3 separate regions of the Homo sapiens genome follow, and regions 2 and 3 are each linked to region 1. A link is an interaction called in ENCODE POLR2A ChIA-PET data of the cell type or tissue named here. Cell type or tissue: CD4-positive, alpha-beta T cell. All regions are shown on one strand. Each heading gives the region's core, and the rest is flanking DNA. Links, peaks and the distances in the headings are about the cores only. Region 1 has its middle 180 kb from the start of OR4E1. Region 2 has its middle 30 kb from the start of LINC02332. Region 3 has its middle 290 kb from the start of OR4E1.

Region 1 (10,205 bases), core at 1,221-9,220:
TTAAATAAAAGTATTTAAGATATGGATTTCAACTATAGAACTTCAGAGACACACCCTACCATTGCCTGAACGGCATATAAAAATCTAGGACAGCCTATACCTTGCACCAAGAATGCTACCAAATTCCAACCAGTGGTGGACTGGATGAAGAAAATGTGGTAAATGTACACCACAAAATACTACACAGCCATAAAAAGCATGAGATCATGTCCTTTGCAGCAACATGGATGAAGCTGGAGGCCATTATCCTAAGGGAATTAACACAGAAACAGAAAACCAAATACACAATGTTCTCACTTATAAGTGGGAGTTAAACATTGAGTACACAAGGACACAAAGATGAGAACAATAAGCACTGGGGATTCCAAAAGGGAGGAGATGGGGGGAGGGTAAAGTGTTGCAAAACTATCTATAGGTTACTACGTTCACTACAAGATCATTAGAAGCCCAAACCTCAACATCACGCAGTGAACCCATGTAACAAACTTGCTCATGTAACCCCTGAATCTAATTAAAAAAAAAAGAATGCTACCAAAGCTTTAATCCCTAAAAGATTCTGTAATCAGCCAATGGTGTGCACAGCCAAATGAATAAATAAATTGTGCTTTATTCATATAATAGGAAACTTCTCAACAATTACGGTAATGAACACGGATTAACCTCCAGAACATGACGAGTGAAAGAAACCAGGCAGAAGAGAGTTCCTACTGAATAATCCCATTGATTCGAAGTTTTAAAACGGTTAAAGTCTCTGTAATACTAGAAATATGAACATCTGTTGCCTCCAGAAGGTGGGTTGACTGGAAAGGCACACACAAAAACTTTCTGGGTGTTAGAAGTATTCTGTCTTCAGATTGTTTTAAAGTTATCATGGTCTTTTCCCTCCATTTTAAAGAAATCAAAAATAAGGATAATTAACAGAGTTAGATGAATGAAAAATGACTTGGAATTTAAAATCTTCAGACACAGTCTCATTAGTGAATGAAAGACAATTTGTGTTGTAAGCTAAAATACATTTAAAAGGAATTATAATTTGCCTCAATGGTATAATAAAATTTTGTGTCAAACATGCACAAAATGTGAAAAATCAAAATTAATTTCATTAATATAAAAACATATTTCCAAATTCTTCTTAATGTAATTCTTTATTGCATAAAGTTTCTTGTAATCATATAAGTAAAACAATAAATAAGTAAAATAATAAACCATAAATAAATAAAACAAATGAGCAATAAATAAAACAAGCAAGCAACTAGATTTGTCAGGTGACTGGGTGGGGAGATGCTCTTCAGTGGCTTGAGATCCTTGGTGCATGTATAAATCTGGTCCAATCAGGAAAGATAGACCATATAATAATTTGAACAGAAAATGCTTTTTATAATTATAGGAAAATTTAATATTAATATAAAAAATTATTAATTATAACAGGATTTAGAGTAACAAGGAAATAGGTAATACAAAGAAAAGAAAACTCTGCTATTCCTATTCCTGTAGGAATAGCAGATATAAGGTGCAGTCCCTACTCCTAGGGCTGGGTACAACACCCCAAGAAGGGACCCCTAGACCCACCCCCCAGGGGTGAGACCCAGATCTTATTGGGAAAGGCACAACTGTGTCTCACTAGATGACACAGAAGTCACTGTTGTGCTGTGAATTTTCTACAGAGAAATTCACCCTCTCATACTTACCAGAAAACCATAATCTAGGGTGCCGATTCATGAATCTAGGGATGAATATGGGGAAAGCTGGATACAGGAAGGTGTCTCACTGCAGGCTCTGTTCTGCAGTACCACGCAAAAATGGAAGTGCTGGAGGACACTGCTGGCCACTGTACAGCGCAGGAACCTGGTGTGGGTGCACTGCAGGAGCCGGACGCTGGAGAAGCCTCTCATGCTGCAGGAACCTGTGGCATGTGCACACAGAAAGCAAAAATCAAAATCTTTTCTCCCTGATCCTCTACTGGCAAAGCATAACGTTATGCCAACTGGCAAGGAACATAGTTGAAGGGTACAGATCCACATTCACGGAAGAGGCAAGGGGTGAATTTGGAGCTGAGAGTCAATAAATCAATCCACCCCTTGGACTATTCGACTTCTATATACAACTTTCTACATACATTTGAAACACATACAACAACAAAACAATTCTATGTTCCTACCTCCTTTAAGATTCGCATAAAGTGCCCATCACAGTCCCTGTGGGCAATGTGGCTGAGCTGATAACAGTGAGTCACCTGAAGTTAGCCATCTTATCAAAGGTAGAAGACAGTGTGCTTTAGAAATAGAAAAGAATGGAGGGACTGAGGCAGGGGACATTACACGAGTACATATCTTATTCATAATTTTACATCTATAATGTTCCATTTACCTTCCTTATACCCATCCAGCAATCATTGAAATACATCTATCCCATATAATCATCTCACTAGGTCCTAAAAACTACTGCTGATCTGCTGGTTCACCATTTGGCTAACGTGTACCATTGGCCACAATTTTCTTATTCTCTCTATATTTGAGGGTTCCTACGTACCTACCCTCTAATACATTATAGCGTGAGCCAAGTAGCAGCTGGAAAGATTCATCCTCCTTCTCCTTTTTCTCCAGACTACTTGCTACCCTCCAAGGCTTCAAGCAAACAAGAAGTATAAAAGCTTCTTCAACAGTTCTTTCCATCCTAGACAAAAGAAAGTCATAAATTTATACTGGGTCCAGTGACTCTCTACCATGCATTGTAATTCTTATCAGTGTTTCCAGCACAGTTTGGCATTGCTAAACTTATCACATGATTGATTATCAAAATGTTATAAGAATCCATCTTTAATATTCCAATAGCTGAAATCATATAACAACAGGGCGAAAGCAATGAATAGAAATGCCAGTAGCTAGAAGAAAAATGAAAGGGATTATAGCCACAAATTTCTGATACAGATTTGCAGCATTTCTGAGACTAAAAGAATAGGAAACTACTTTTCTCACGGTGAAAAAGTATTTGGAGAAACACTGATGAATTTTTAATCTTCATTTTTCTTCTGCACTATTCTTAAATAGTTGTCGGAACTAACATCACCTGACATTTTTCTAAGTCCTTCATGATTCTAATGACTCTTTTATTGTTGACTAATAACTTCTCACAGTTCTTCCTAAATAGAGTTATTTAAACTCAGACAAAATATTTAGACACATAAATACCACAGTTAGAGGCAAAAAAAGAAACTCTAAAAAAAATAACCTATGAATGACCAACTTGAAAACAAATTTGCAAGGTAAAAACATGAGAAAATCATCTTCTATTTTCCAGATTAGATGACAGATGAAATTATAAATGAAAACCAATTTTCTCTGAGGCCATGTCACAGCTCACATGGTCAACCCCCTAATGCAGACAACATCAAGGTAAGTCATGGAGGACTTGATTGTTATAAGAATACTATCTCTTCCATCATTCAAGAATACTATTTCCTATTATATAGTTTCTACAATGAGCAAAAAGCTTCTGAAACAAAATTTATCAGGACATGGAGCATAACAGGAACTGCAGAATTACATAGAAATGCCTGGGTCGGCTTAGCCCTCTTTGCCTCATTCGCCATCATAAAAAAGGAGATCTTTGAAAACACCACAGGGAGATATACTGAAACTCTGAAAACTTCTCTAGCATAGGCAGTTTGTGTTCAGCTCCCCCTGCAGACCCAGGCACTGTGGCACCCACAGCACAGAAGTACTCAGCAGCATCACTCCAATGCACAGAGGGTTTCCTCAGATTGAAGGAAGATTGACTCCTCTTAAATTCAGCCTCAAAGCCTTTAATGCCTTGAACCAGAGTGTCTCCTGAAAAGTACTTCAGGAGCAGCTGGAGGCCTTGGCCGGGGGACTGGACATACCAGAAGAGATAAGGTGTTGCCCCATAGGAATAGTTACATCTCAACTCCAGTGAGGCTCCTTCAGAGACAGTGATGTGGATGTCAGGCTGGGTCACTGACTGGGCTCTGGCAGTTCCTGGAAAAACAATGTACTATCAGTGAAAGCAGTGCAGACTCAGTATAAAAAGCAAGCATTTCTAGTCAGAACCTGTGGAACTAGAGACCATAAAGAAATTTTACTCACTCAGGACAAAATGTATCCCCAGCAGTGGGATAAGCTCCAGGAGCATGGCTGAACAAGGGAAACACTGCAGGCTCTTTTCTGCAAGATCTCCAGAGAACAGGAAGGAAAGTGTCTGAAGAGACCAAGACCAAGAGGTGTGAGGAAGTTTCGCTGGAGAAACTCCTTGCTTATTTAAAACTACAAAAGCTGCTGAGATGAATCTGGTTGCTTTTTAAACCTCTAATTCTTGTCACTTGTCTTTGTCTGGAAAGAACTCAACCAGCTGCAGGAAGAAGAAACTGAGCAGTGGATTGATCTTCAACAGAAACAAAAGCTCCAGTGTGTGCAGCATCGCCCTCTGGAGGCCAAGTGCAGAACCAGTTTAGCAGAGAGAGCTCATTAGTGTGTTTCTCCTAATTTCTGAGATGTATCAAAACATCCACACCATGTGTTTCTTCCTGCCCAAGTCTATGACGGTGTTTTAGGCCTATAGTCCATTAGCAATAAGATGTCATGTAAAAATAGAGTAATACGTTACCTCATTGAGAAATCAGGTTTTAAAAATATATCAGAATTAAGCTGTGTTTCTGAGAATCGTTGGACGCAGACTAGCTGCTTCGGGATGAGTTTTTGATGGTTCAGAGTTGCCTTGTTGGTGGTGGAGGATGATAGAGATATTTCCCTTGGAAGATGCTTGTGCGGCCATAGAGTAAAAGACGGGACCCTTAAAATGGGAGTAGTGCCTCTATATGACTAATGACAAGGTGTAACACAGGATGGAAAGGCTTTGCCCCTAGAGCTAAGGTAAACGCAACTACAGAAACCTCTAGGGCTGAAGGAAATACACCAACACCAAACAAGCAATCTCTGAAAACAAGAGAAAGGAGAAATTCGACAGGTTCTCTGTGGCCAATGAGAATCTTTTACAGAGTCAGAATACTTATTTTCTTTGATTCCAGGAGCATGTGGCCAGTTCTCTCCTTGGGTTCTTGATTCATTTGTTACTGCCTGTACAGATTGTTTTTTGTGTAGAAAGAGTATGGCTGACATTTTGTAAATACATAGACTTTGAGTGTGGACTTTAGATTCCTAATGCTATATACTCACATCCCATATCTACCAAATTTCTTCCTAACTAAAAAAATAGAAATATAAATGAGAACAAACCAAAATCCAAAAGAGTAAAAACAAAGATCATCTGGAAAGAATAGATTTATCCATGTTTCCATAAGACAAAAGTAGATGGGATCACAGTGAAGTTTAAAGTCAGGGCAGGAAAAACATAGTCAAAATAAACTATGAGGAGCAATTTCTGCTGACTTTCAGGCTGGTGATGATTTTAATGTCTCTCAAAGTTGCTGGGTGTTTGCAAATCCCAGTGTGTTCAAAGTGAAAAAGACAGGATTGTATGATGCCTTGGAATACTGCCTTTTGCTCTGCACTAAAAGAATGCAAAGGAATTTCTCAATTCTCTATTGATTTAGAGGCAACATCTCATAGTTGAAGAGGAATAGGATCAGAAATAGAATGCTCTCATCGGAGGATGTTGACAGCATTTGAAGAAATACATTGATTGTCAGGGAGATTGAATAGTCTCCAAACACACCCCAAAATACCAAAATGCATGGTCCAGGCTGGACGCAGTGGCTCACACCTGTAATCCCAGCACTTTAGGAGGCCGAGGCAGGTGCATCACCCAAGGTCAGGAGTTCCAGACCAGCCTGACCAACTTGGCAAAATCCCATCTCTACTAAAAATACAAAAATTAGCTGGGCGTGGTAGTGCATGTCTGTAATCCCAGCTAGTATAGGGAGACTGAAGCAAGAGAATTGCTTGAACCTGGGGTGCAGAGGTTACAGTGAGCCGAGATCGCACCACTACACTCCAGCCCGAGCGACAGAGCAAGACTTCATCTCAAAAAAATAAATAAATAAATAAATAAATAAATAAATCACAAAATGCATGGTCCATTTAAAATAAGTGAAAATTCAGAAATGAAAAACACAGAGAGAGCAGAAAATTGAAAATAAAATAGCTCTGCTTTAGGTACTGGAAAAGCATAGTCTTTGGATAGTCGTATCACACCTTATTATGCTCTTGGGTTCAGATATTGTTCAGAATCCAGAAGATTTTATATTTTGGGGAAAATAGTTCTTTAAGCTCATATTAAAAACAAGTGCACAGGCTCATTTTCTAGCATCAAAGAAAGACTTTCGTGAGTTTGGAGAAAAAAGATCCAAAGAATCAAGACCGTAATTAGATGATTCTTATAATCCTAATGACAAAAAAAAAAGTACATATATAAAAAATGAATAAGATTGACTGAAAGAAGTAATAAAAAATAAAAGTGGGAAAAGAAAATATCAAATAGCAATTCTTGATGCATATTATGGTAGACCATAAGTTAATGCAGGAACATAGTAAAATAGGAGACAGCTTTAAGACGCCTACAGCCCATCTCTCCTACAGGTTACAAGTGAAAACTGAACAAAACACACAAAAAAATAACTATCTGTGGCCTCTGAAATTACTCAAAGCAGACAAAATCAAACGTTGGAGAAGCAACTTGTGCAAGCCTTTTATTTCATATTTTTTCCTGTTTTTCTCTCTTGTCTTTGCCCTTAGAAAGGCCCCTGGTGTATGGTAGGGTGGCAATAACAATGGTATAGGAGACCAAAAGAGGTGCGGAAGATTGTGCAGGAGACCAAAAGATTGTGCAGAAAGAGACACAATCTTTCTGCCTCTGTGGACCAGGCTAGAAAAGACAGACCCCAAGGAAGAAATGGAAAACAGCTCAAGTCTCAGGCTAATCCCAAAGCTCCATGTACCTGGGACTGACTCAAACCAGATCAACAAAGCTTGGGTTATTCAACTGATATTTGAACCACTATTTCAGTCTCAGACTACCTCCTGAGTGGCACCAATGCAGGACAAAAAAACCAATGTAGCAGAGAGCTCAGGGCTGACCTGATATTTGAGCCACCCAAACAGGTTTCACACTAATCCCTAAGCTACACATGACTTGGATAAATCCAAACCAACATTGCAAATGATTAGAGAACTGAACTGAGATTTTGAGCTACCAAATTCCACAAAAGGGAAGAGAAAATTTACAGTATGAACCAAACTAGGTTGATTTCCTGCTAAAGCAAAAGCATCAAAATTCTTCAGAGGAATGCTTTGTAAAGAAGAATAAGGATGAGAAGGAGAAGAAGAAAACAGAGTCTACACCCTTAATATTTAAAATGTTTAATATGCATTTCAAAATTATTGGACATACAAAGGATCAGAAAAGTGGACTAATATTTAAGTAAAAGATCAACAGATGAAAGGTCAAGATGACTAAAATGCTAGAAGTAATAGAAAAAGACGTTAAAGTAGCTCTTTGATTATGTACCACAAAGTTAAAAAAGGGAAAATTTAGCCCAGGCATGGTGGCTCATGGGTAATCCCAGCACTCTGGGAGGCCGAGGCAGGCGCATCACGAGGCCAAGAGTTCAAGACCAGCCTGGCCAACGCGTTGAAACCCCATCTGTACTAAAGATACCAAAAAAAAAAAAAAAAACCCAGGGGTGGTGGCACGCAACTGTAATCCCAGGTACTCAAGAGGCTGAGACAGGAAAATGGCTTGAACCCGGGAAGCGGAGGTTGCACTGAGCCGAGATCATGCCATTGCACTCCAGCCTGGGTGACAGGGCAAGACTCCGTCTCAAAAAAAAAAAAAAAAAAAAAAAAAAAGGAGATTTTAGAACTGAGAAATACAATATCCAAAATCAAAATGTCACAGTAAGGGCTCAATAGCAAAATGAAAGTGATAGAGAAAAGAATAACAAACTTGAAAATAGACCAGTATAGGTTATCTAACCTAACTAATTTTGACTTTGCTCCCCTCAGGAGACATTTGACAAATCTAGATAGAAATTTGGGTGTCACAACATGGGGTATGTAATGCTACAGGGATCTAGTGAGTAGAGGCAGACCTTAAAATCAAGAAAAAAATTGAAAGAAAACAAAATAGAGCTATGGAGAGCTAGTGGGAAAGTGTCCTAAAGTCTAAGTTGTAACTAATGGAGTCCTAGAAGGAGAAGAGAAAGAGATTGCGCCAGAAAACATATTTGAAAGAAGAATGGCCAAAAACTTACCAAATTCAAAGAAAGACAAACTTATGAATTTAAGCCCCAAACAGGAACAAATTAAAGGGAACCACATGTAAACATCATAATTATACTGAGGACAACAAAAGATGATATGATTTTACTTGCGTGTATGTGTGTGTACAAATAGCATATATATGAAGCAGCTAGAGAAAAACAACATATTAATATCATTGGGGAACAATTACTTGAATGACCATAGATTTCTAACCAGAACATGGAGACCAGCAGACAATGAAACAGTATCTTTAAAGTGAGGGGGGAAAATGGTTGGCACAGAATTACAGACCCAGTAAAAATATCTTCCACAAATAAAGGGCAAATTAAGAATAAAGACATCTTCAGATAACAAATGACTAAAAAATACCATTACCAGCAAACCTACTCTAGAAAAAATGTTAAAGGGAGTTTTTTAAGTTTGAAGGGAATGACATCAGTTCAAACACATCTCCTGGTGTCAGAGGAAAACTTACTTTAGAAACAAAGGAAGGATACCAGAGTTAGTAAATAGCTGTTAAATACGAAATATTATTATTCCTAGTGAGTTTTATACGGTCCATACAATTATTTAAAACAAAAATTGTACCATTATATGGTGAGCTTTCCAATATAGGTAGCTTTGATATACATGAACGACTACAACAAACTTCAGTGTTTGTTGAAGAGACAATTATTATTGTATAATAAAGAGACATATTATACAAAAATTTCTACATTTTACATAAAGAGGTACAACATCACAGAAGACCCTGGAGAGTTAGTCATATGTATTATAATCTCCAGAGCAACCACTCAAAAAATATGGAAATATAACCAAAGAAGTCCATAGATTAAAATAGTGTTAAAAATGTTCAAATAATCCAAAAAGTGTCAGCAAAAAAAAAGAACAACAAAAAATAAGGGAGGAACAGAAACACAATAATAACATAGTATACTAAAATCCAATTTCATCAATATACATTAAATTATAATTATCTAAACTAGCCAGTGCAAAACCAGAGATTGACATAGTGGATAGAAAGACCTTATATATAAAGCTACCTAAAGGAAACACACTTTAAATTTAAAGTCATAGATAGTTTAAAAATAAATAGATGAAAAAGATACAGCACACATCAATAAGCATCAGAAACTTGGAATTGCTATTTAATATTATAAAACAGACTTCAAGGTCGAGTTCTTGAGTCACAGAAAGTCTCAGCATCTCAGGAGGCTTGTGTTCAGCTCTCCTGCAGTCTCAAGCACTGTGTCACTCACAACACAGAAGTACTCAGCCGCGTCGCTCATATGGGCTGAGGGTTTCGTCAGGTGGAAGGAGGTTTCACTCTTCTTAAATTCAGCCTCAAAACCGTTGATGCCTTTAACCAGGGTGGCCGCTGATGTGTACTTCAGGAGAAGCTGGAGTCCTTTGTTGGGGTGTTGCACATACCAGAAGAGAGACGGTGAATAAGAAGATGAGTAGTTGCACCTCAGCAGCACCGGGGTTCCTTCAGAGACAGAGACGTGGCTGTCAAGCTGGGTCACCGACTGGGCTCTGGTTCCTCCTGCAACACCAATGCTGTGTAAGCAAAAGCAGCGCTGACTTCGCTAAGAAGTCTACTTAGAGGCAATTACAACACAGTCACATTTACAAAAGGAGGAAAAAGAATGGAATGTTACTCACCCAGGGTAAAAATCACCTCGAGCACTGGGACGAGCAGCAGGAGCATGGCTGAGCAGAGGCAACGCTGCAGGACCCTGAGCAGGGAGGACAGAAGCCAGGGGTCCTGAGCCTCGGGAGCTAGGAGCAATGGGGAGGTTGGGCTGGACAAGTCCCTGGCTTTGAAAAGTTTCCAAAACAGAAAGGCTTTCTCTTAAGGAGTCTGGATGTGTTCTGACCTCTTGCTCTCGTCACAGCTCCCTATCTACACAGACATCAGTGAGCTACATCAGCCAGCTGCAGGGAGGAGGCTCAGTGGATGAGGATGGT
Region 2 (10,205 bases), core at 973-8,972, 680 kb before region 1:
CTGTATCCTGAATTCACACTATAGCAAATCCCCATACAAAAATGATTTGCAGTGTTAGGTATTTCAACCCATGATCTACTTAGGGAAAAGGAAAGAAAACCTTCATTTATGAGCCAAATGGATTAATAATCTGCATATATTCCACTACCTCATTTGGGCTTCAACTGTGCCATGAGCTTAAATATTATCCTCATTTTACAAATGAGGGATAGGTGATCTGAGGCTGAGCAGGTTGGGCCAGCACTGCTAACAAAGATGTAAGTATCCTGGATCCACAAGACACTTTGGCAGAGGATGGATAAATCTTAGGAGGAGCTTTCAGAGAAGAATCCTCTTCCTTGTTCCTTCTAGAGAGGGATTACAGCTATATTAGGGTTCTTTTGCTAGAACCAGACATCAGAACTCTAGTAACAGTGCTCCTAAAAAACTCCAGCTCATTTTGCATTATACAATCATTTCCTGAGACATGAAGACATTTTACCCTCAATCTTTCTGTTGCCTCTCTGACACCTTACTTACCAGGCCTGACCAGCAGTCTGGTCCCACTCCCGAAGATCAATTTATAGCTGCTATCCATCCCACAGTGTTTCTTAGTCAGTCAAAAACACCCAGAAGCCCACACATCCTTTTCATACCTAAGACCTAGAGATATGGCCTTTTCACCTACAAGGAGATACGGGTTACATTTTCACTTCCTTTTTACACAGGCCATTTGACTCAAATTTGGGGTATTTACTGCATATCACTTGAAATGAAGTTTCTACCTGCCCAACTCTCTGGGTCTGTCGCCATCAAATTCATGATTTTCAACTCCATTTATCCAACAGATGTAGCTAGCCCTTCTTTCATTTCCATTACAGTTATCAATTTTTAGATTCCTGACATAGTGTCACCCCTAATTTTAACTTCAATCAATCTGAAACTTCACGGAATAGCATTCAGATCATCATGAGTGGCAGCTTCCTGCTCCCCCGAGTCAACTCATTTTAGAAGCTCAGTGACTCAGTGGTAGCCTTGTTACTTACCTGAGTCCTATCCAGCCCCCAGAACCAAGCATCCCTCTGATTAAAGGACACCCACTCTGCTTTAAGCTTGGTAAAAAGTACCACTTGTCTTCTCTTTAGTTCTTTTCTTTGCAAATCTACTGTTTTCCATTGGCTTCACAGGCAATGTCTTAGTTTTTTTTGATATTAAGAAGAAACACACACTGGACAAAACAATACTAAGAACATGCTAAAGGATGTTCTTATACAATCCTTTTCAGTCTCCTGAAACAGCCAGAAAAGAGCAGGCCCATAATATCTCTTTATGTGCTCCAAATGTTACGGTCTGAGAGAAGACAACACAAGGAAGAGGAAAGCATAGGAAATTGGACTCACTTGGGATGACTTGGAGCTTTGTTCCAGTTCCAAAGGTAACTTTCTGGTAACCCCCAGAATTCACACTGTAATGCCTGCCTTTACAAAATGACTTCCCTTCCCCTGCCCTTTTCATTTGGGTAGCATTTGAGCCACTATATTTCAGTAGAAGAGAAAGTGCTTTTTACCAATGCCTAGGGCTACAGATCACATGTAAATGGCTATTTCACTAAGAACCTACAAATTCTCATGTTAAAAGAATTCTAAATCTGACATAGTTTTTTTTTGTTCTATAAACAAATAATATTTTACATGTGGATAGCATTTAAGAATTTACAAAATACTTTCACATATATTAGCTTATCTTTAAAATAAATATATACACCTATTATGTACCCACAAAATTAAAACAAAAAATCTGAGGTGATATTAAATGTTTTCATTTTATAGATAAAGATACTGTGGCCCAGATTCACTAATCAAGCCAGGTCAGCAGAACTGGAAGTGCTCAGCCAGACTTTCTGCCTTTTTCTTTAGGATCAACTCTCTAGGCTCTTTCAGTCTGTTGCGTTTGGTTCATCCACATGGCTATTTTTTTTCACAGCTAGCTCTTCTATCCTCTGTGCCATTACTTTAACATTTCTTCCTTCATTGGAATCCACTTAAGTCTGCATAAACCATTAATTTCTTGACACTTGGGCCTTCCAAATACTGCAGTAAGTTTAGTGGGTCTCAGTAGCCACATTAAGCCTCCTACTTTAGTGACATATTGCCTACTTACCAGGTTTTACTGATAATCTTGTCCCACTCCCAAAGATGAATGTGCTATAAATCACAGCACTGTGCTGCCTGACAAAAATGACCGAGTTACCTTGATAATAGATTAATGTGGTTAGCATGCAGCTATCCTCCCTCATGGGAGCTCTGGCTGGGATTCCCCCTTTTTGATACTGGAATAAAGACTAAGCCATGGAATTAAGCCTGAGAAAGCCTCTTTTCAGGGCACCATAGTGGTACAATAGATGTAGTGGAAAGCCTGAGAACAGTCCAAGTGATATTCTCTAGACAACTCTGAAACTTATTTCTTTCGAGGAGATTTACATAATTTCACCAAGTAATCTTGTTTTACTAGCCAAAGGATAGCAGCTCTGACCCCCATTTTTACCTAGGAATCAACACCTGTACATAATCTCGTTTTACCACTGTTTAGCAAATTGCTCATATCCTTGTAGATAATCTTTCTTTCTTCTATCAATTAAAATTTTTTTAAGAGCATGGAATAGGACAGGGGCTATGGTTGGAGTATTAGGGGTGAGAGACAACATCCAATTTTCCCATGTGTTTAAATGGCTTTCCTCATCAAATGTCAATATTCCTTAACTCAAAGAAATAGGAGGCATTTGGTCACCTGTGCAATATATGACTACAGGATAAGTACAAGCACTATGATCAATAATTATCAGGTACTTACTGGAACTCACTGATAAGGTGGTTCCCTTCCCAAAGATCAGAGCAGTTCCTGCCTGGTTGGCACAGTGAAATGAGGCCCTGCAAATACCTCATGTACCTGCTCACTCAAATCCACCTTGGATATAACTATAAATGATGGAAATTTGCAAAAATCTCAGTAGGTTTTAGTATTTGGGTATGAAATAGCAAAGCTCTGTAATTTCATGAAAAAGAGCGGCAGTTGGTGCTAAGTCCTTTATTCACTCAGTAACTGTTCACTGAACACCTCCGATGTGTAAAGACATTGTGCCGGCACTAGGGATACGGTGAGAGCCACTTAGACACTGTCCCCGTCCTCCTGGTGTCTACGGTCTAGAAGAAGGCAAACAATAAATACACAGATAGTATAATGTTAAGTGATGAAAGTGTGTGAATTAAAATCAGGCTAAATAACAGGGTAGAGAGCAGCCAGGCAGTGGCTGTGTTTGATGGCTTGTTAGATTGGCTGGGTAAGACAGGCCTCTCTGAGGTGATGTCTAAAGTGAAGTCTAGGCATGGAGGAATTAATCATCATCCCTTTTGCGATAAATGGAGGGGCTGAAAGAGCAGATCCTGGATCCGAGTCACACAGAGTGTCCACATGGACACTTAGATCATGTCTTCTCCCTGCTGAAGTGTTAGATGTAAAACTAACCATGTAAATTCCTGGTTAGAAAAGGTAAAGTAAGACCGATTTTCTCTCTTCTCTCAGAGTGACTTTGGGATGTTATCTGGGCACCTGGAAGCTTTGGCCCTGGCCATGGAGGGCACTGAGGTTGCAGGGGGCTGCCAGCTGCAAGAGAAAGTGTTCGCATTTCAGAGCAGACTTCTCTGATGCAACTGACCACTGGGCTAAGGAGACGTCTTCCATACTGCTTCTCTGTTAAGCTTCCATTCTGCTTCCCTGTTAACAATGCAAACTGCTACCTGGCAGAAGTGAGGATGGAGAAGGCATGAAGAATGCTCTGCTCCCCATGCAATATGGATAAATCGAGAACATTTGGCAGTCCACTTAGATTTCCAAAAAAGCTTATTACTTGTCTCAAAAACTAATCAATTAAGAATTCATTAGTAATAATACTTACTAAGATCCACCTTTAACATGGTCCCCCTTGCAAAGAGCAGCTTCTGGCCATCTGAAAACCCACAGTGATCTATTGTACCACAAAAACCAAAGGATGCTTCATTTCCAAGCAGAGTACTTCTCCCAGGGTTCTTTTGCTTGGTTGAAACCTAATCTAACACTAAGCACATATTTAGCTAAACTCACGAAAAATTTTAAGCTCACGCACTCTTTGGAATGGTGGGAAACTTCAGAGACCATTTACTGTAAGCTCTCAACTTCACACATTTCTCTCCTGAGTGACCTCAGGTTTCTGAAGATCTCCAGGGAAGGTCTTGTTCACCAATTCTCATGTTCCTTTTTTTTCTTATAATTAGAGAGGTCCACCTTATATCCAAACCTAACCATTTCTCTGCCATGGCCAAAGTCCATTAAACTTGTTCACCTTTAAGTTTACCCTCAAATGAAATTTTGCATAAAATCTAACTATTAAAAATCATGAGGCCGGGCGCGGTGGCTCACGCCTGTAATCCCAGCACTTTGGGAGGCCGAGGCGGGCGGATCACGAGGTCAGGAGATCGAGACCATCCCGGCTAAAACGGTGAAACCTCGTCTCTACTAAAAATACAAAAAATTAGCCGGGCGTAGTGGCGGGCGCCTGTGGTCCCAGCTACTTGGGAGGCTGAGGCAGGAGAATGGCGTGAACCCGGGAGGCGGAGCTTGCAGTGAGCCGAGATCCCGCCACTGCACTCCAGCCTGGGCGACAGAGCGAGACTCCGTCTCAAAAAAAAAAAAAAAAAAAAAAAAAAATCATGAATCATTTGACCACCCATCTTTTTCAAGGAGATTTCACATATATTATCTCATCTGAATTTCATAGCATCCTTTGAAGTAGTCAAGGCTGGAATAATAATCTCCACATTTTAGGTTAACTGAGGCTGGGAGAGCTTGGTGATCTTCTCATGGCTGCCTAGTGAGTGAGTGGCTGAGCCGGGGTCCATACTGTTTTTTGGCTTCTAGTTGAATGCCTTAATGATTTATTTTGCACACGTTCATGTATTGATCATATTACCTTGCCTTTCAAGTATGCCTCCTTTCTTATTCTCTCCCTCAATGAAAGAGACAATACCATCAACAAAACAATAATCCCCCAAAAGAAAACCCTCCAGCTCAATTCCTTTTCAGAGCAGCGACTTTTTAATCCTCACACACTTTCTGTGAACCGGAAGATAATGGTTACCAATATTTCAGTTACATTAATTGGGAAAAATGAGGGCCAGAGGAAATAAATCAGAATAATGGTTATAGAGGCTGCAGGCTGGTACAGACAGCAATATTTTGAACCTTAGAAATTGTAAGTCCTTGCTCTGCTATTGTAACCATATTCAAATCAACTACTCTGAATAGACAGAAACGCCACGTCCAAGTTCCTCTGCCTCTTGGGAAAATCAGTTAAGAAATGTGAAGAAATAAGAAAAGTACCTTTTACTATGTGCCTTCTCTTAAGAAAATAGATTCTAGAAAATGTCAAGATGACAATATCCTTTATCCATGCTGAATTTGTACATAAGTGCATGTTTATGCATAAGAGCAACATGAAACATTTTAAAGACAAGTTTGAGACATTAATTTGGGCCAATACGGCACATTGAATTGCAAATTGATGACAAGGCTCAATTGTGGGTCAAGCCCCAGTACTCACTTGGTTTAACTAGCACCCTGGTTCCTCCTCCAAAAGTTAGCTTGTTGCCTGCAGCTTTGATCACACAATGATTTAAGGCCCAGCAAAAACCACAGGGACCAAGAAAATAACACTCAGTTGGTGCTCAACAAAGGACATTTTCTATGGTCTTGGAAAAGTGGAGGGTTTGCAATGTGCAGGGTAATCCTATCTCCTAGCACTGTATCCTCTTCATAGAGCTGGAATGCTTGCAAGTGGGCACATATTTGGGTCTAAGCCCTTCACATAGTTATTGTCTACTCTGCTTTGGGAATTCGGATCTTGCTCTGTGAATAAGGATAATATTAATAGCTCTCAACCATAACCTCATTCAGGGGCCCACTTGGCCATTTTTGTCTCACAAAGGCAATTTTCTCTGAAAACAGAAAGCCCTGTAAGCTCCAGGGAGTCTTCAGAGTAAGGCTATTCATACATTCAGAATGGAAATGCTGAATGAACACACTCATATACATGCATGCACTTGCTAACAGGGTTTCTGTATTCAATCGAGTGCCCAGGAAAGGCCCCAAAGAGAGGACGAGTACTTCAGTCCTAGGTCCTCCCAGCTGCCATATCCACTGGATACTGCGGATCAACTTTACTTTCTCAGTGAAAGTTTCAGACCCAGACTCCCTCCAGCTACTCTAGAGCCCATCCATCGGTGAGGCTAAGTGCTGAGGAAGCATGGAAACAGGCTTCTTGGGGAAAGTTTACAGAGAACCACGGAGAGGCCATTCTCAATAAGAAAGAGTGCAGCGACAGATGGAGCCTCTGACAGGGAGACGGCCAAGAGTCACAGGACCCAAGAAAAACACACCTTAGAAAGCTGGTCTAGTTTGCTTGCCCATTCTGGGTGGAGGGCCATGTCCTTCACCAAATATTGTGGGTGGACCAGAGCAGGTGTTTTAGGATGCTCACATGTTTTAGTGGGACCTCCCTTCTTTGCCTTTGGTGGGGACCATCAAGTTCTCTCTGATTCCTGGGTTCCTAAAAGGGACTTTCCATCGCCTTTGTCTCCCTCTGCTTCCTCGTCCTAATCTACCTAGGGACTGGGGTCCTCCAGGAGGGGAAGTACACATATCTCTTTAGTTTCAAGACTAAAGGAGTTAATTCATCTCCCCTTTTAATTTCTCCACAGTAATATTTTCCTGGAATAGAAAGCGACTCACTCACCAGGCCAGACAGTCAACTGAGTTCCTCTTCCAAAGTATAGCCTCCCCAGGGTTGAGCCTCTGTCGGCACAATGCTGGTCCCCTTTACATGAACCCAGCCCTAATGTTTCCCATCCCCTCTCCCCTCAGCTTTGGAGTACAGGGTTGAAAATTTGCCTCCATCCTCCTTAAGCATCTGTAAGTCTTCTTCTTGTGCAGACAGCAGTCTAAGCTAGACAGTCAGTCCTCAGATGCTATATCTCCAGGGACAAGTGATCTGTGGTAACAATAGTCTTTCTACCTTCAGAGTTCCCTCCCATCAGAAAGCAATTACACATCCTTTTGAGTGTGTTTAAATTGGAAGAAACTTTGCTCCCCTGGCCCTATTTTCGAGTACAAAAGGCTGCTCACTTACTTGGAGTGACATTATGTTTGGATCCCTTTCCAAAGGTGAAATTGTAAAATCTTTGATAGCCACATCTGTCCTCTGCAAAATCACCTCATTTCCTTCATTCAACCTCTGAGCCTCCCTTAAGACATTCCCTTTATCTCTTCCTTCTTTTTTTCCTCCTTGATGTCTCCTATTGTTTTCTCATTTACTGCACTGGGAAATCATACCCCACCATCTTCTAGGTGTAAAAATCCCAAGTAGGCTTTAGCTTATGAATAATTTGATGAATTATTTCTTTGGCTATCAAAATAGTAAAAATAGAAGAAACAAGTCTGAGCTCACCTATTAATCCTCCAGGCTTGAGTCATGGGATCTTAGCATTTAGATTTGAAAGGGAGCCCAGAGGTGATTCAATCTAATAGCTAAAATGGCATAGAAGTGCCTTCTGCAACATCTCATGGTTAACCTTAGGGGTCTGGCATGAAGATATCTAAGGAAGAAAAGTTCCATACTTCACAAAGCAGCCTTTCCACTGCAGGGCAGTTCCACTTGTTCAACAATGTTTGAGGGGAGGTTGGGGCACATCTTGCACCTGCTCGTTTTGATTTGGCCTCCACACTCACCCCTTACCTGGTCTACATCGTAGTTCTTCAAATATTTGAAAGGAGTTAACTCTCTCACTTAGAGACCTGAGATAATTTCAGATAATTAGCTCAGTTTTTATCTGACCACAAAGACTGCGCCACCAACAAATGTACCATTGTGAAGTCATGCCTTAGGAGGAGCTGTTCTGAGGTGACAGAGAAGGCGAGGGAGACGTGTGAGGTAGAAAAATTATGGTTCTAACACAAACTGGGAAAGCTCTTAGAATTTAGTTCTTGACATTGCACTTCCTAGGTGAAATTGCTGAAAAACCTACCCACCATTTTGCTTAAAATTATTCTGGACTTTTCTTTCTTACTTACTTGCTCTTACAGTTACTGTGGTTCCGGCTCCAAAGCTGAGCTTGTAGTCGTTAGAACCACAGTGCGAGGTCGCCCTACACAAACCTCACCAAGACCATGGTTAAGAGAGTGGGCTAGGGGACAGGCAGGCCAGGCTCTTAATCTAGCTCTGCCCCTCATCTGCGGTGAGCCCTTGGGTAACTATTTCAACCTCTTTGCTTTAGTTTTACCTTTCACACTGTTTCCTCATCTGTGGAAGCGGAGATAGGTAATATCTATCCCAGAGGGTTGTTAGGAGGGTCAGATGAGTCAAGGTATGAAAGGTGCTTTGCATATTGCGAATGTTGAAGAAATGTTAGTTATTAGAGTATTTTCAAGAGGATCTAATTCTTTTCATCTTTAAATAATACATATAATTTTAATTTGTCATGTCTCCTCTCTGAAATCCTGGACATTCAGGGGTGCTTTAAATTATATCCAAATGCTCTTTTGTTCAGTAGCAACAGTTAAAATTTGGGCATTTTCCTTATAAAGAATAGCACCTTGAGAACATTGGCAGTTTCAGCATGTCTACTCGATCATGAGATTTGTTTACTACATATCTGTTCAAGTGACATATGAATAAGGACTAATAAAATATCATGGGTGGGGACCCAAAATGCAAAATAAAAGAACTGAAATACAGACTGAAAAGAAGAATTTAGCATAATGTGTTGGTAACTTTTTCTTCTAGGCAACTATAACTTACTTGGTTTTACATTGAGTTTGGTCCCAGATCCAAAGTAAAATTTGTTGAAGTTGTACACCATGTTTATTGGCATTACAAAAAATCCCCTGGCACTTCCTAAAAAGGAGACTTGTTATCCAGAGATGACTAACCAAATTAGACCAAGACTAACCCAACCCTACCAGTTCTTTGCTAATTCCCTGGAAAATTTGAGAACCAAAGTGAGGAATGAGCAGGGAAGGCACATTCATTATCAGAGACAGGCAAGATAAGGGCAACTGGTTTTCTTCAGTGGTTTTATTGATTTCTTTTCTTTAGTTTTCTGCTTGGGTTCATTCTTGTGTCCTCTGTGCTCAATGCACACAATATTTGAAACAGGACACTGCAAGTAAATGTTCTTTACCTTTCTCTTTTCCTAATTATAAATGAAAATTCCCCTCAGGTAGACTTAACTAAGGGGAAAATTCATATTCTGCATTTAGCTCCAGGGTGATCTGGAAGCTTCTCTCTGAGACTCTGTATCTGAATCTGGGTTGCACTTGACAACTAGACCTGAGCTTTTCTTAAGGACACCCCGAGCAACGCCAGCTGACCAGTGGTGCTCTGTATGTATGATCTAATAAGATCACTATAGCCTCTCTGTGACAGTACCTACATTATACAACCATGTATATTTTAGCATCCACATTGACACTCTCCTCCCAGACCCCACAGTCAAACTGTACATTTTGGCTTTTTTTTTTTTTTTGCTTCCTGCTTGCATATTCCCTTCAGAAAAAAAGAAACAAAGCAAAAGAAAAAAAAAGAGCCTGCAGTGTTAGTTGTCATTTGCAAGTCTAGATGAAACATTATTTATGGGTAAAATATTTTGCTGGCAATTTCAAGAGAAAAGAAACCTTAGTGCCAACAGTTAGACGCCCACACAGTTTGGAGTTAAACAGATCTCAACAAATGAACACAGTTATGAGAAGTAACACAGAAGTGACTTCAATCTAAGCCAAGTAATTATAATACTCATGCAATTTTGGAGGGCCAGGGGCTTACTTGTTCTCACTTGTAGAAATGATAAGCAATGTGTTACAGCAATGCTTTGCTGGAAGGGCACCAGAGAGCTATAGAAATAGAGCCTCATTTAAATATCTTAAATATAGGCACCTCTATGTTTAAAGACTTATTTAGAAATAGCTACTAGAATAGGCTAAAAATGTAAGTGACCAACTAGACTTGGTGTGAGACAGTTTTTGTAGCACGTAGGCTGGTCCTAGTGCAAATATTTTCAGAAGCAGAGGTTCCCCTTATGGAATCTGTTCCCATTATTCAGCAATTCTTCTAAGTTAAAATGAAATTTTTTTCTATTCATTTT
Region 3 (10,205 bases), core at 1,203-9,202, 110 kb before region 1:
CTGGTTTAGTCTTCGGAGGGTATATGTGTCCACACATTTATCCATTTCTTCTAGATTTCCTATTGTTTTGTGTGTAGAAGTGTTCATAGTATTCTCTGATGGTAGTTTGTATTTCTGTGGGATCAGTGGTGATATCCCCTTTATCATTTCATGTTATGTCTATTTGATTCTTCTCTCTTTTCTTCTTTATTAGTCTGGCTAGTCATCCACCTATTTTGTTGATCTTTACAAAAAAAAACAGCTCCTGGATTCATTGATTTTTTGAAGGGTTTTTTGGGTCCCTATCTACTTCATTTCTGCTCTGATCTTAGTTATTTCTTGTCTTCTGCTAGCTTTTGAATTTGTTTGCTCTTGCTTCTCTAGTTATTTTAATTGCGATGTTAGAGTGTCGATTTTAGATCTTTCCCACTTCCTGATGTGGGCATTTACTGCTATAAATTTCCCTCTCACCACTGTTTTAGCTGTGTCCCAGAGATTCTGGTATATTGTCTCCTTGTTCTCATTAGTTTCAAAGAACTTATTTATTTTTGCCTTAATTTTGTTATTTACCCAGTAGTCATTCAGGAGCAGGTTGTTCAATTTCCATGTAGTTGTGTGGTTTTGAGTGAGTTTCTTAATCCTGAGTTCTAATTTGATTGCACTGTGGCCTGAAAGACTGTTTGTTATGATTTCTGTTCTTTTGCACTTGCTGAGGAGTGGTTTACTTCCCATTATGTGGTTGATTTTAGAATACATGCTATGTGGTGCTGAGAAGAATGTTGATGTGGGGTGGAGAGTTCTGTAAATGTCTATTAGGTCCACTTGGTCTAGAGCTGAGTTCAAGTCCCTAATATACTTGTTAATTTTCTGTCTTCTTGGTCTGTCTAATATTGACAGTGGGGTGTTAAAGTCTGCCACTATTATTGTGTGGGAGTCTAAGTCTCTTTGTAGGTCTCTAAGAACTTGCTTTATGAATCTGGGTACTCCTGTATTGGTTGCATATATATTTAGGATACTTCGCTCTTCTTGTTGCATTGATCCCTTTACCATTATGTAATGCCCTTCTTTGTCTTTTTTGATCTTTGTTGGTTTAAAGTCTGTTTTATCAGAAACTAGGATTGCAACCCCTGCTTTTTAAAAAATATTTCCATTTGTTTGGTAAATATTCCTTCATCCCTTTATTTTGAGCCTATGTGTGTCTTTGCACATGAGATGGGTCTGCTGAATACAGCACACCGATGGGTCTTGACTCTATCCAATTTGCCAGTCTGTGACTCTTACTTGGGGCATTTAGCCCATTTACACTTAAGGTTAATATTGTTATGTGTGAATTTGATCCTGTCATCATGATGCTAGGTGGTTATTTTGCACATTAGTTGATGCAGTTTCTTCATAGTGTCATTGGTCTTTATATTTTGGTGTGTTTTTGCAGTGGTTGGTACCAGTTTTTCCTTTCCGTATTTAGTGCTTCCTCCAGAAGCTCTTGCAAGGCAGGCCTGGTGGAGACAAAATCCCTCAGCATTTACTTCTGTGTAAAGGATTTTATTTCTCCCTCACTTATGAAGCGTAGTTTGGCTGGATGTGAAATTCTGTGTCAAAAATTCTTTTCTTTATGAATGTCGAATATTGGCCCTCACTATCTTCTGGCTTGTAGGGTATCTGCAGAGAGATCCGCTGTTAGTCTGATGGGCTTCCCTTTGTAGGTTACCTGACCTTTCTGTTTCACTGCCCTTAACATTTTTTCCTTCATTTCAATCTTGGAGAACCTGACGATTATGTGTCTTGGGGTTGCTCTTCTTGAGGAGTGTCTTAATGGTGTTCTCTGTATTTCCTAAATTTGAATATTGGCCTGTCTTGCTAAGTTGGGGACGTTCTCCTGAATAATATCCTGAAGTGTGTTTTCCAACTTGGTTCTGTTCTTCCTGTCACTTTCAGGTACACCAATCAAACGTAGGTTTGGTCTTTTCACAGAGTCCCATATATCTTGGAGACATTGTTCGTTCCTTTTCATTCTTTTTTCTCTAATCTTGTCTTCACACCTTATTTCAGTAAGTTGATCTTCAATCTCTGATATCATTTATTCTGCTCAAAGTCTATTATTTCTCAAATGCTACCCACATACCAGGCAAGTTCCATGTTAATAATGAGCACTGCTGGTCCCCAAGCTAGATCCCCTTTCCTAGGACAGTGTAGCCATCCCCAGCTACTGTGAATGTTGGCTACTCTTGGCTCACAGTTGCCTCTTTCCCTAGAAAATTGACCTTAGCCAATGAGAGTCACCATTGTCCAGTAGCATATACCTCTACCCCAAGAAACACCACAACCAATGATGACTTTATTCTTACCCACAATAGGTCCGAGCAGTCTGGCCTCCTTGCCTCAGGGTGGGAGGAATCAACCCTGTGATACAGTTCAAGCTCCAGAGCTCCCCATGAGGTCAGGCTGGATCAAGACCTCTGCTGGACCATGTCCAGCATCTCAACCTTTCCCCCTCATGTCCAGCCTTTCCCCCATCTCAACCTGGTTTCCCAAATAAATTACAGACAGAGAATTCCAAATGCAGTCTCTGCTTTTAAGGAACTCATCCCAAGACAATATTTTGTCTCACGGAATCCTGAAACCAGTCCTGAAATATATATAATTGTAGAGCTTAATATGAAAAAGGCCATAAGTAATATAATCGATGTTCAAACCAGCACCACAGCCTGAGTTCTTTCCAGAGTGCCATGATGCCAGAAGGCAAATCATAAAAGTGGAATAAAAATTTAAGTACCTTGATTCCAGCACAACTGTTTGCTCTTCCTCCTTGCTTTTTAAATCTTTCTTCTATGACTGGGAAATATTTGTTCAGAGTCTTCACTTCTGCAGAGTAAGAAGTTGCAGCAAATTCTGACTTGGCTTCATCATTTTCATCAGTGACTGTCAATAAAACTGGACAGAAACATTTATTCTTCATTTCCAAGCTTTTCCCACCTTCTGGGCTACATAAATAATGTTATGCCTATCAGACCACAACTTCATTTTTACAGTAAATATGATTCTCAAATATTTTGCCTGTAATTCAAAGTAATGTCTACTAAAAGGCCTTATTTCGTCAGGCCACAAATGCTTTCCCCATACTTGACATACACTGCAGGGCAAATCTGTGGTGCCTTGTAGTCAGGGGATGGAGATATTCATATGATGTTTAGTGTTTCCAACTCTCCAGACAAACATTTCCTGAAGCATTCTCAATTCCATACGGTCTTTGGTATCTTATTCATACAGGTCTTTACTCATCATAACAAAGGACCTTGGTGTCTGGATCTCTTTAAGATACTTAGAGACCCTTCTCAAAAAAATTTTAAGTCCTTCTGTGCTGTCATGCCCTGCTGGGGAGATGAGGCACTCTACAACTACAGCCAATGCTCCTTCCCATCTCCAGGCCACACTCAAGTACATAGGAATCAAAAAACTATCCCATCAGGCTCAAGCTGGGAGTTTTGAATTTGATTAAAACTTTACCCCAAAATGGCAACATAGACCCTCTCTAATCTTTAGTTTGTGCAACTAATTAGGCTTTTTCTCAACCAGTTCTCACTCTCTCACTCTAGTTCTTCCAGCTGTCCATCAGGTGTACCCTTATATAACTCAGGAGTGATGTTGTAGTTGAGGCTGGAGATGGAGTTAGGGTTCTGTAACTTAAAAAATTTATGACTTACCGGATTTTCAAATTAGTCTGCTTATGATTTTTCTTCTCTTTGCATTTCTGCTTTGCTGTTTCATTCTTAAAGCAATGTCTATCAAATGCCTTGGGGAAAGAGCAAAATGTCTTAGGAACCATGAGAGCATATCTGTTATTGTATGGAAATATTTTCTTGTCTTTGATAAAAAGAATCATAAAACCAATCTCATAAAGTAAAGATGTGGCATAAAAGTAGACTGGGCATGGATTAAATAAATGTACCTTTTTGTATAGCAATAATAACTTAATAAAAAGAAACCAGGGAGGAAGCAAATTTTTAGAAATGGTACATATGTTTATGGCACGATTATATTGTCTGTATAAAGTGAATATGTGCACCTTTTTGTGTGTCAATAACACCTCAATAAAAATATTTTATTTGTGTTTTGTTGTTGTTTTGTGTTTTGTTTTTGCTTGTTTTTTGAGACAGGGTATCACTCCATTGTCCAGGCTGGAGTGCAGTCCTGTGATCACAGCTCATTGCAGCCTCCACCTCTCCGACTCAAGAAATCCTCCCACCTCTTCCCTCCCAAGTTGCTGGGACTACAGGTGCATGTCACCACTCTTGGCGATTTTTTTTCTTTTTTTGAGACAAGGTCTCCCTGTGTTGCCCAGGCTAGTCTCAAATTCTTGGGTTTAAGTGATCCTCTTCCCTATGCCTCCAAAAGTGTTGAGATTACAGACATGAGCCACAAAGTCAGCAAAAAAAAAATTTCAAAACTAAAGTGGAAAGAGAAGACTAGAAAATATTTCAAGTAGACCAAATGGTGTCTTTTATTTTCCTTTGGGGTCTCAATAATTTTCAGAATTATGAAAATATGTCCCAAATTAATCAAACCTTCAATACTACTGCTTTTAGTTTTCATTTGCATCTAGAGAACAAATAGAACTTCATTGCCTTGCAGTCTAAGCTCTACATCAGGCATTCCTGGGGCCCAGCAGGTTTGGGTACAGACTGCAAGTGTCTGGGGAGCACTGTGCGCTCATTGCACAGAGGTAGGTGGCTGAATCACTGGGCTGTGAGTCTCTGATGAACAAGGAGATATACTTGCTGGATTTATCGACCTGTGCTGTAAACCTTCCATCTTCTTTGTTACCACTGGAGTATGTGTACATCAGCAACTCAGGGCCTTTTCTGGAATACTGTCTGTACCACATGAAGTATTGAAAAGCACTGTTGCTGTAAGTGCAGTTGAGAGAAACAATGGCTCCCTCTGGAACACTGAGTGGTCCAGGATCCTGCTCCACCTCCTTCTGTTGGCTCCAAACCCCTGTGAAAAAAGACAGCAGTCAGACAGAGAAGACAGATTGGGTAGGGGACACTTCGTACCCAGAATTTAAATCATCTTTTCATGGGCCCCCCACTCTCCCCAGTCTCCCTTTGTTAGAGAAAAAACCACTCATGTTTCTACCCACAGGCCTAGAATACACAATAATTGCAAACAATATACATTATGTTTCTACAGAGATGCCCAAAACTCACAGCTTAACTGAAGCCACAGGATCACCAGTAAAACTCTCAAGGATTTCATCATTCTTTTCTGCCCTGGTTCACTGAGGATTCAAACCTTAAACACGAAAAAAAAATAATAACAAACGTTTCTCATTTTTCTGCTGTAGGAATCATAAAAGAAATCTGTCCTACCAATTAGAAAAAGGATGTTCTTTTTAACACCTCTGCTCCATCATTAAGCTCCTCCCTCATCTCTCCCTCTGTCTTGCTCTTATTCATGTGTGTGTGTGCACTTGCAAGTGCACATGCATCCCCTCCCCTCCCCACCGCAGGAGCACATGAGAGCTTGCCTCAAGGTCCCTGAGAAGACACTGCCATCTTGAGGACTCATGAAAGTGATCAAAGATGTATTCCAACTACAGACCTGTGTTATGTGAACTGCTAAAAGTGAAAATATGACACTTTAGTTAAATTCAGAATATACAAGGAACTCAAACAACTCAACAGCAAAAAAAAAAGTCAAACAATCCCATTTAAAAATGGGCAGAAGATCTAAATTGACATTTCTCAAAAGAAGACAAATAGCCAATAGGTATTTAAAACATGCTCAACATCACTAATCATCAAGGAAATGCGAATCAAAACCACAATGAGATATCATCCTATCCCAGTTAGAATCGCTATTATTAAAAATATAGAAAATAATAGATGTGATGAGGATTCATAGAAAATGGAACTCTCAAACATTGTTGGTAGGAATGTAAATTAGTACAGCCACTCTGGAAAACAGTAGGGAAATTTCTCAAAAATGTAGTAATAGAACTACCATACAATCCAGCAATCCAACTACTGAGTATTTATCCAAAGGAAAGAAGTGTTTTGAAGGCATACCTGCCTCCTCATGTTTATTGTAGCACTATTCTCAATAGTAAAGATATTAAATCAACAAAGTGTCTATCTACTGGTGAATGGATAAAGAAAATGTTGTATAGTTACACAATGGAATACTATTCAGGTATAAAAATAAATGAAATCGTGTCCTTTGCAGCAACATGGATGGAACTGGAAGTCATTATGTTAAATGAAATAAGCCAGGCACAAGAAGATAAATATTGCATGAATTCACTCATAGGTGGAAGCTAAAAAAAAAGAGTTGATCTCAGGGAGACAGAGACTAGAATGATGGTTATCAGAGACTGGGAAGGAAATGGATGTGGTTGGGGGAATAAAAGGAGGTTGGTTAGTGGGTAGAAACAGAAGGAATAAGTTCTAATTTTCAATAGCAGAGTAGAATGACTAAAGTTAACAACAACACATTGTACTTTCAAAATAGCTAGAAGTGAGGACTTGAAATATTCTCAATACAGAAATGATAAGTGCTCTTGGTAATAGATATTCTAAACACCCTGCCTTGATTATTGTATATTCTATGCACCTAACAAAATATCACATGGACCACATAAATATGTACAAATATTATGAATCAATTAAAAATAAAAACTTTTAATAAAGCTTTTAAGCTATATTAAAAGTCAAAGTCAATGTATGTGTGAGAAAGGCAGAGGGGTATATATGTGTGTATGAGTTTCCATCAAATGGCAACTCTTGGGTCAGTAAGACCACTTATTTCTAATAGCCACTTTCCTGAACTAAAAAATCAGACATAACAGATTCTATTATAGAAATCTGAGTGAGATTCTTGCAATTCAGGGAGAATTTCACACTGTATAGCTCTTCTTAATGTCAGGCCACATATTCCTATACTACTCTGTTATATACAACTTTTAAAGAAATTTCTTATAACTCAAAATAAGTCTTCCAAGATGAAATGGCCTAAAATCTAGCTGAACAAAACAAACATGGTTGCAGCCCATAGCCTAAGCAATATTTTTTAACAAGGCCAGGAACTGGAGGAGCTTGGACTTTGTCATTCCATTTTGCACCAATGATGCATCTGTGCCAAAACAGCTCTTGCTTGGGTTGGTGCAATTGAGATGAACCTGCCTTTAGTACCTAGACTGTCAATAAAACCCAATGTGCCTGTTCATTTGTCCTGTCCCTCTTATTGCCTTTCTTGTATAAAGCTGATACCTAGGAATCAATCTCTAAAAGTTATAGGTTTTGTTCATCCTGACATAACCAGCAAACCAAATCTATCAGGGAGCTATCTATGCAAGAAACTCAATTGAGTCTATAGATAAACAAGGACAGACAACTACTGTTCTCTTCTGTTCCACAACGTGTTTCATGTCCTTGAAGAGGCCAACAATGAAGCAGGCTTTTTTCCACTCAAGAGCCATGTAATCGGTATTCACCAAAGATGGCTGAGGCTAACCTTTCCCATTCCCACCAACAACTACCTAGGAAATAGAATGAGGGAATAGATGCTAATATTGAAATTCCTTTCTCCAAGGGTACATTGCACTTGACAGAAACCATGACCATTTCTCGGTAAATACAAAAACCAGAGGAAAAGTGAAAGTAACACAAGCTGGCAGCCACTACAGTCTTGGAAAATTTACTAAAACAAAATCTAATATCTGAAGCAAAGTCTGTAAGAAGCACCCCTCTTTTCAAGATTTGTAACAAAGCATAATATAAATGCATCAACAGATCTAATGCTGTGGTGGACCCAAGAACCATATCAGTGCTAGCAAAATGACAGACTTTGTACAGCATCAAACCTGCCCTATGGACCATTGTTTGTCTAATTATGTCTAAAGAATATATAAAACTCTTTCATATCCCCAAAGGACAGTGTTCTGATAATCAACCAATAAGAAAAACCACTGACCTCTCCCCCACTGGTTTTACACCGTCTTCACCTTCCGCAATAGTACATTTTCTAGATATGTCTTGTGAACCTCAGAGTATTGCAAAACAAGATTTCATTTAAAAGCAATTTATCTTAAAATAAACGCTTCTGAAAATGGTGCTAATTTTGAGTCTATTTTTAAATATTTTAGTTTATATTTTAGGTACAAGAGGTACATGTGCAGGTTTGTTACATGTGTATATTACACCCAGGTGGTGAGCATAGTACTCGATAGGTACTATTTAATGCACCCCCCAGTTCCTGCTCCCTTTGGTAATCCATAGTTGTTGCCATGTTTACGTAGGTTCTGTGTTTGGCTCCCACTTATAAGTAAGAACATGTGATATTTGGTTTAACATTTCTGCATTAATTCACTTAGTATAATGGCCTCCAGATCCATTCATGTTGCTGCAAAGAAATTATTTCATTCTTTTCTGTGGCAACATAGTATTCCATGGTATATATGTACCACATTTTCTTTATCCAATCCACCATCAATGGGCACAGAGTTTTATTCCACATATTTGCTATTGTGAATACCATGGCAATAATAATAAGAAGCCATGTATCCTTTTGGTACAACAATCTATTTTCCTTTGCATATATATCCAACAATGGGAATGCTGGGTAAAATGATAGCTTCGTTTTATGTTCTTTGGGGTATCTCCAAACTGCTATCCACAGGCACTGAACTAATTTACATTCCCATCAATAGCATATAAGTGTTCCCTTTTCTCTGCAGTCTCAACAGTATCTGTTGTTTTATAATTTTTTAATAATAGCCATTCTGACTGGTGTGAGATGATATCTCACTGTGGTTTTGATGGATATCTCTCTGATGATTAGTGATGATGAGCACATAGCAAGAGAAACTCTTAGACCCTGGCCAGTGGGGAGAAGTGAGGGTCTAATGCTCTCTTTGTATGCTAGAACAAGTATAGAAAAACAAACATATTGTCTTCTGGAGCCAAGCAGCAACTCTGTGTCCTGCTATTGGTTTGTTATCTCCTCCCACATCCCAAGAAAACAGGAAAACTCTTGTGAATGTGGCTCCCAGACTATTTTATCAGTGGCAGCTTTCCAATATAGATTCCCCATCTTCATAAGTATACAAACACAAGAATCAGCACAACCTTGTCTCAAATTGACTGACACAAATGTATATGCTTCCCCTGATATCTTGACAGTTGGGTTATGTCATGAATGGCTACAGAGGTTGCAAATATTGCAAATACTCACTGACACTGCTCACGTAGTTTAACCAAAGTGATGCAATGCTTATCCAAATCAAGTTTAATAATAAATCCCAAATTTGATTAACTTGTGCATTTTGGGTTATGCCCGGGGGAAAGGGGCCATATAACATCTCTATATTGGGAATGGTAGGGTTTTTTCTTTGTGGTAATTCAAAGAAAGACCAACATTTCAGTCTGAACTTTCATGTATGGGTTATAATAGATAAAATACTACATGCTAGCTGTCTGTACTTTGGAACTTACTCACATTTGGCTGGATCAAGCATAATTAAGGTTAATACTGCATGTTGGTCTCATTCTGCTTCTTAGAGTTCTGCTGATAGTAGCCTTAATTAAATGCTACTTGAGACAAATGTAATGCATTTAGTCATGACATCTCTCAGTTACACAAATCAGAATGACTGACAAAGTGGCATACTCATAAAATAAATTTCTAGCAACTAACCCAGTGTAAGACCATGGAGTGGATATTATTGAAAGGCAGTCCACCATGAGTCTCTTGTACTCAAACGTGACTTGATGAGTGTGCCAACAGTGTAATGACATGAGCATTCTACCTGGATCACTTCTCAGAGTTATGCCAGCAAGCAACCTTGGGAGATGAGGTAATGTCTCCCTCTGAGACAAAGAGCAAGCTGGCTGAGTGCTTGTTATAAAAGCAATGAACTTCCTAAGCTCAGAGTTCCTCACCTGTGACATAATACCACTTCATGGGTAGCATCCCTTACTACCCATTACATCATCTTTTGAGGACTTAAAGGAAGGAGAAACTGATGGAAATATATCAGTGTTCATGCTGTTTGTTGTGCCATAAGTAATAAAAATCCTTTGTCTCTTACTAAGGAGCCCTGTGTTTTTATTGACAGCCTCAATGAAACAAGCTTATTAGCTTGTAAGAAGGGACAAAATCCAAGACCTGACAAATCCTCACTAAAGGAGTTGTAAAGATTTGTAAAGTAAAGATTTAAATTACACATG

The links. ChIA-PET counts read pairs that join two places held together with the same protein. Peaks named below come from ENCODE experiments on the same cell type or tissue, not always from the same donor. Only the 100,000 strongest peaks of a DNase experiment are listed, where the experiment ranks them.
Region 2: POLR2A ChIA-PET joins it to region 1 with 5 read pairs; 5 of 35 experiments call an interaction of 5 or more read pairs at or near these places.
Region 3: POLR2A ChIA-PET joins it to region 1 with 5 read pairs; 1 of 35 experiments calls an interaction of 5 or more read pairs at or near these places.

The regions. Positions count from the first base shown.
Region 1 is chr14:21,846,502-21,856,706 of GRCh38, reverse strand. It overlaps TRA, TRAV8-2 and TRAV8-3. Among named protein-coding and RNA genes, the nearest start is that of OR4E1, 180 kb to the right of the region's middle. In CD4-positive, alpha-beta T cell, for the core only: a CTCF peak has its summit at 4,439 (motif pointing left); DNase peaks (open chromatin) are centred at 3,686 and 4,436; H3K4me3 peaks cover 7,605 bases; H3K27ac peaks cover 889 bases.
Region 2 is chr14:22,522,313-22,532,517 of GRCh38, reverse strand. It overlaps TRA, TRAJ21, TRAJ20, TRAJ19, TRAJ18 and TRAJ17, and 6 more genes. Among named protein-coding and RNA genes, the nearest start is that of LINC02332, 30 kb to the left of the region's middle. In CD4-positive, alpha-beta T cell, for the core only: no CTCF peak of the experiment used is centred there; DNase peaks (open chromatin) are centred at 2,251 and 7,947; H3K4me3 peaks cover 8,000 bases; H3K27ac peaks cover 7,786 bases.
Region 3 is chr14:21,960,540-21,970,744 of GRCh38, reverse strand. It overlaps TRA and TRAV12-3. Among named protein-coding and RNA genes, the nearest start is that of OR4E1, 290 kb to the right of the region's middle. In CD4-positive, alpha-beta T cell, for the core only: no CTCF peak of the experiment used is centred there; a DNase peak (open chromatin) is centred at 5,474; H3K4me3 peaks cover 869 bases.